Linked DNA regions of Homo sapiens: region 2 is linked to region 1. The links are chromatin loops, found by intact Hi-C in ENCODE. Cell type or tissue: CD14-positive monocyte. All regions are shown on one strand. Links, peaks and the distances in the headings refer to the core of each region. The heading gives the core; the rest is flanking DNA.

Evidence for each region. Hi-C counts contacts between places; a loop is a spot of excess contacts. Peaks named below come from ENCODE experiments on the same cell type or tissue, not always from the same donor. Only the 100,000 strongest peaks of a DNase experiment are listed, where the experiment ranks them.
Region 2: a loop joins it to region 1, with 2.3 times the contacts of the local background. A loop is called at or near these places in 1 of 110 quality-filtered maps.

Annotation. Positions count from the first base shown.
Region 1 is chr22:22,928,218-22,931,122 of GRCh38, forward strand. No RefSeq gene overlaps it. Among named protein-coding and RNA genes, the nearest start is that of IGLL5, 42 kb to the left of the region's middle. RefSeq lists enhancers at 288-337, 688-817, 1,068-1,127. In CD14-positive monocyte, for the core only: a CTCF peak has its summit at 1,254; DNase peaks (open chromatin) are centred at 654, 1,244 and 1,714; H3K4me3 peaks cover 1,537 bases; H3K27ac peaks cover 2,500 bases.
Region 2 is chr22:22,719,146-22,722,050 of GRCh38, forward strand. It overlaps IGL and IGLV3-19. Among named protein-coding and RNA genes, the nearest start is that of LL22NC03-102D1.18, 9.0 kb to the left of the region's middle. In CD14-positive monocyte, for the core only: CTCF peaks have their summits at 1,208 and 1,408; DNase peaks (open chromatin) are centred at 1,396 and 1,886; H3K4me3 peaks cover 1,071 bases; H3K27ac peaks cover 2,438 bases.

The DNA.
Region 1 (2,905 bases), core at 272-2,771:
TAGGGTCACACAGTAGGTTACCGGCTGACCCATGCCCGCCTCTTTTCATGACTCCTCGGCCCTAAGGGCTTTTCATTCATTCATTCATCCATTCATTTGTTCAGACTCACTCATTCATTCATTCAACAAACTCTCAGCTGTGGGCCAGGGGCTGGTGTATGCAGCCCAGGACCACCTGCCCTAGAGGAGCTCACAAGCTTGGAGAACGACATGGAGACACCACTGCCCCCACCCTGTCAAGTCTCCAAGGTTGGCACTCTGCCCAGGGAGTGTCTGGGGCAGCAGGAGCATCTCCCCACACTCAGGAAAAGATTTAACTGAAAGAACCATCTGAGAGAGCCCCAGCTGTGATCCTTGGGCCACAGTGGGAACATCACAGTCCCTCACTGACCCTCACAGTGACCCTGAGGCCTAAAGCTGCCATTGCCCACCTCACAGAGGGGACGTGAACCATGATGGATGCACCAGCGCTGCCCAGGCTCCACCCAGTTCAGGAGTAGCCGAGTTGGGCCTTAGCCCACGCCTGTCTTCACATGCCACTGTGTCTAGCTCAGACCGGGGCCAGCCCCTCACGAGTGATGGCCTCATGACACCGAAGGAGGGTTGGTCTGTGCTGGGGGAACCCCTCAAGGTATAGGGAAGAGTGTCACAGTGGGGGATGGGGTGAGAGGAACTCGTCCTGGCCCTGGCCCTGCTTAGCTGCAGCCTGGGCTGAGGGAGGTGTTCTGAGTCAGATCAGGGAGGGGCCCTGTGGCTTCCTCTACAGCAAAGCCAGAGCCCAGAATAGCCTGGGAGGGGGTGCAGGGGCCCTGCTGGAGGAGAGGGGGGTGGCTGCTCAGGGCCCTGCGGGAGGAAAGGACTGGGAGCTACTATGAACTGAGTGGGTGACTCTCCCATCAGGCCCAGCCTCCTGTGGGGCCTGCAAAGCCACCAAGAGAGTGTCCCCAGCCAGGCCTGGACAAAGGCACCATTACCCTTCAACCCCCATATTCACTGAATCCAGGGGCAAGAAGGGGGACATCGACACTCACCTGGGAACAAGCAAACCAGCTCAGATGCCCCATAACGAGGCCACCAGATCCCAGGCAAGCCCCCATTCCTCAACACAAAGGTCCAAAATCAAGTTTCCAGCCAACTAGAACATGCGAATTTTGGGGACATAGAGGAAATAATCACCATCCACTCGCAATGCCCACTGCTAATGACACAGCACAATGCTGAGGATGTTGCTCCTCCCTCCCGACATGTCATCCTCTTCTCCAGAGTCTCTGTCACACCAGGGCCAGGTTCTGGATTCCCCACCCACCCCGCCTGCAGGACACGAGTCCTTGATGTTGACCCCACACCCTGGGCTCCATCCCTGACCTAAGGACCAGCTTCTACGGCCCTGAAAGAGTCGTGTGTCATGACTTGACACTGGTCCTCTTCCCTGTGCTGAATGAGACGTGAAGGAAAAATGACCCCAAATCTGCCCAGGATCCCCTGCGCCACACGTGAGATGCTCCAGTTCCCTCGGGGATTCAGAAGCATCCCTAGCTGGCATCAACGGAGGCCGGGAAGACTAGGTCTTTTCCCAAAATGCTTAGTTATGCAAACACCTCAAAAGGCACCCGTACCTCTTGTAACAACCCAAGCGTGAGGACTCCCTCTTTCTGGGGTGATCTGGGGAAACTGCTCTCCTACATGGTCATCTTGAGGATTGCAGATGGGCCACGGAAATGTCAACACAGTGACATCAGCAGGGGCAGTAGGGTCAGGATCAGGGTCAGTCTTTGTCACTTGGTCACTTGGGACCACATCAAACCTGACCCTGTTTGGCCAGTAATTTCACAAGGGTGGTCTCCCCAGGAAACACGTGGGCTGGGCAAGGTCTGAGGGGAGGGGGATGACCTGCATCCTGCATTTTCCAGGACATTCCCAGTTTGTGCCACTGACTCTGGAAGCTGAGGTGGATGCTAGAGCAGTGTCCAGCCCCTGGTGACCCTTAGCCCCATCCAGGTCCCCAGACCACTGGCCACCAATCAGCTGCAGTTTCCCAGGTGCCTATGTGTACCCAGCCTCAGCTCGGGACCCAGGCCTGGCCGTGCCTGGCCCATTGTAGCAGTAATGGTGGGCTCTGCCCAGAGACCCAGGCCTGGGCTGCCTCCAGGACCCCCACCCACATCTATCAGAGAGACTCGTGAAGTTATTAATAGTGCCCCTTCCACTCCCAGGAACATCCCAGTTTAAACAACAAATTTTGGTTGCCCAAGCTCAGAGTAACTGTTTGCTAAATGACTGAATGACGTTCTTCATAATGGCTAATAATGAGGGGGAGGAAGCCAAGCCCAGCCACCTAGCACTATGGTAAGCAGTGCTGGACATTACAATGGGGGCCAGGGGCCAGGAGAGCCTCACTAGGGGCCACATCCAGGCAGTCACCATGACATTCCTGGTCCCCTGCCTGGAGCCCCTAGAAATGAGCTCACTCAGGCCCAGCTCACAACACAACCAGGGGTGGCCCTAATACCATCTCCCACTCAGCAACAGCACACCACGTCCAGAGACCGGCAAGGGACAGCTCCTCTGGGCAGCCCTAGTTCCTGGGGAGACCACAGGCAGCAGGGAGAATGCCTCCTGGCTTTGGGACAGGAGCCAGGGAGGGGCTGGGTGACTTCTGTGGCTGGCAACACAGAGCCCCCGTGTCAGCTCCAGGAAAGAGTAGCCCACAGCCAGGACGACCCACCAGGGCACCCGCAGTGTGCCTCTTTCCATACAGGCCATCCTTCATGGTGACTCTCTCTTCCTATAGCAACACCAACACCCTTGATCTGGCCACGGGTCCCTCCTGCTTCTCACATCAGGTCTGATGTTCACTGAGCATCCAATGTGCCAGTTGCCGTGCCAGGCACCAAAGCCTGGACCC
Region 2 (2,905 bases), core at 166-2,665, 210 kb before region 1:
ATTCAATTTTATGGCATTTAAATTATTCTATACTCTAAATTATTTTAAAAGTGCACAGATGTGAATTTTTCACATCTGACTCAAAAATGTTGCTGATGTTGACTCACTTTTTTATTTCAATCTTATTGAAGTAGGAGTTTACTTTTCTGGAACCTGGATGATAACAGGAGACTGGAGAGGAAACCCCCCAAATTGTTTTCCTTTAAACCCTCAGGATGAATCATCCTGGATAATCACCCACACTTGATTTGGGTGATATCTAAATGAGAGTTGGGTCTTAGAGTAGGTGCTGAGTTAGTTTAGGACTTGCGCTGTTGGAATGAGTTGAATGTTTTTACAAGTGAGAAAGACATGAGTTTTTTGGAGTCCAGAGGGTGGGGGGTTATTGGCTGAATTAAGTCCCCCAAAATGTATGCATTGAAGCTGTAACACACAATATGTGACTGAAATTGTGCATAGGGTCTTTAAAGAGGTGACTAAGTGAAAATGAAAAAATTAGGGTGGATTCTTCTCAAATTGGACTGATGTCCTCCTAGGAAGAAGAAATTTGCACACACAGAAATGAGGCACCAGAGGTGAGCGTGCAGAGAAAAGACCAGGTGAGGATTCAGCAAGGAGGTAGCAACCTGCAAGCCAAGGAGAGAGTCCTCAGGGGAAACCAAACCCACTACCACCTTTATCTTGGGTTTTCCAGCTTCAGAACTGTGAGAAAATATGTTTCTGCCATTTCGGTCACTAATTCTTTCCTATCTTCTTGTGGGAGCTCTAGCAAAAACAAGAGGGACCCCAAAGACCTTGGATGAGGGAGAAGGAGGAGATGGAGCAGGGTGCAGGAGGCGGTGCAGGAAGGGGCTGGAAGGTCGGGCTCTGAGGTGCATCTCCTGGGTGGAATCTTGACTCCACTCCCTATTGTCTGGAGGACTTGGGAAAAACATTTAACCTCCTAATATTCACTCACTAATAAAGATGGGCTTGAAGCACAAGGCTCCCCATCATCCTATTCTATATTACAAAAGTCTTCTTGAGGTAACACTTGTAAAACTCTCGCTAATGCATCTGGCATGTATTATGGACTCATAAGTAGCCCTTCTGAGTGATCTAGTGATGTGCAGAAAATGGCATTCATGCTGTGTGCACCAGGGGGCACTGTGAGGTTTAGTCTGAGGCCCCTAATGAGTCCAAGCCCCTAGTAATGCTCAAGGGCGAAGAGCCTGACTGTTGCTTCCTATGAGGCCCCTTCTAGTGGGTAAATCTGAAAATGCACTTGGCCCTTCTTCTGATCTTGAGAAATTACTCAGAGAAGGCCATCAGGCTCAGGGCTCAGACAAGAACCAGGACAAATGTTTTAGGGAATGGAGAACAGATTTGCATCCACTGCTCACCAGAGCCACCTAACGACGACACAAGAATAAAGGAAGTAGATTTGCATGAAGAGACTTCCCTTCCTATGATAAGAGAGGCCTGGAGGTTCCTCCTTAGCTGTGGGCTCAGAAGCAGAGTTCTGGGGTGTCTCCACCATGGCCTGGACCCCTCTCTGGCTCACTCTCCTCACTCTTTGCATAGGTGCTGCCTCCCAGGGCTCAACCCCATATTATCATGCTAGCTGTGCCAACCTGGCCCTGAGCTTCGGCTCAACACAGGGAGTAGTGTAGGGTGTGGGACTCTAGGCGTGAAACCCTTATCCTCACCTCTTCTGTCCTCTTTTGCAGGTTCTGTGGTTTCTTCTGAGCTGACTCAGGACCCTGCTGTGTCTGTGGCCTTGGGACAGACAGTCAGGATCACATGCCAAGGAGACAGCCTCAGAAGCTATTATGCAAGCTGGTACCAGCAGAAGCCAGGACAGGCCCCTGTACTTGTCATCTATGGTAAAAACAACCGGCCCTCAGGGATCCCAGACCGATTCTCTGGCTCCAGCTCAGGAAACACAGCTTCCTTGACCATCACTGGGGCTCAGGCGGAAGATGAGGCTGACTATTACTGTAACTCCCGGGACAGCAGTGGTAACCATCTCACATTGACACAGACAGATGGGGAAGTGAGACAGAAACCCCTTCACTATCTGTGTCATCCTCTCTCTCCAGCCCCAGCAGGACTGTGAACAAAGCCATAAACAGGGCTGGCCCAGTTCACCTGCATCTGAGACCTCCAGGCTGCCTTTCCCTCCATTCCTCCAGGTAGGCTCTGCAGAAGGTGGGTCAGGATGATGTGAGGCTTGAAGGACCAGGCTGTTCTGCTGTTGTTTAGACTGAGTGTGCCTTGCCTCAAGATGACCTGAATGGAAGGACCACAAGAAGGAGATGGGCAGCTGTTGAGTGGTCATGATCCCTGGAGTTCCTCTTGTGTGGTGACTGGATCTAACACAATGCCTGTACTTTGTGGCCCAAATGCCCTGGATTATTGGTCTGAACTCCCCATGTTTAACTGAGACCCTCAAGCCCCAGCTCCATGCATCCTGATGTTCTGAACAGGAAAGTCTTTTCTAGTGAGCACTGTGGCATCCCTTGGCATCCCAGCTTCACACAGCAATTCCCCACCAAAAAATGCCTTTGAGTGCAAAGAACGGCTTCATGCAAAGATGTGCCTCCTTCAGAATGTAGTTCAGGAGCAATAACTACCTGATGCCTTAATCCCAAAGCCATATTTTAATTTAGAATGACCTTGAAATGCCTTCTAGCTGAGCAGTCAGTTGTAACACATTCCCAGTCACGCCTCCCACACTTCTTTCCTGACAGTATGTCATGAAACCCTACTGCATGGAATCCTGCCTCTTAGAGTAGGATTCCAGGGATCTCAAAAATTGTTTAGAAATGAACAAAAACAGTCTAGTTGGAAGAGTATCAAAGAGGAGGCAGTTGCACATGCAGAGAACTCTGAGGTCTGCAAATATACATGAACTGATGAGCAC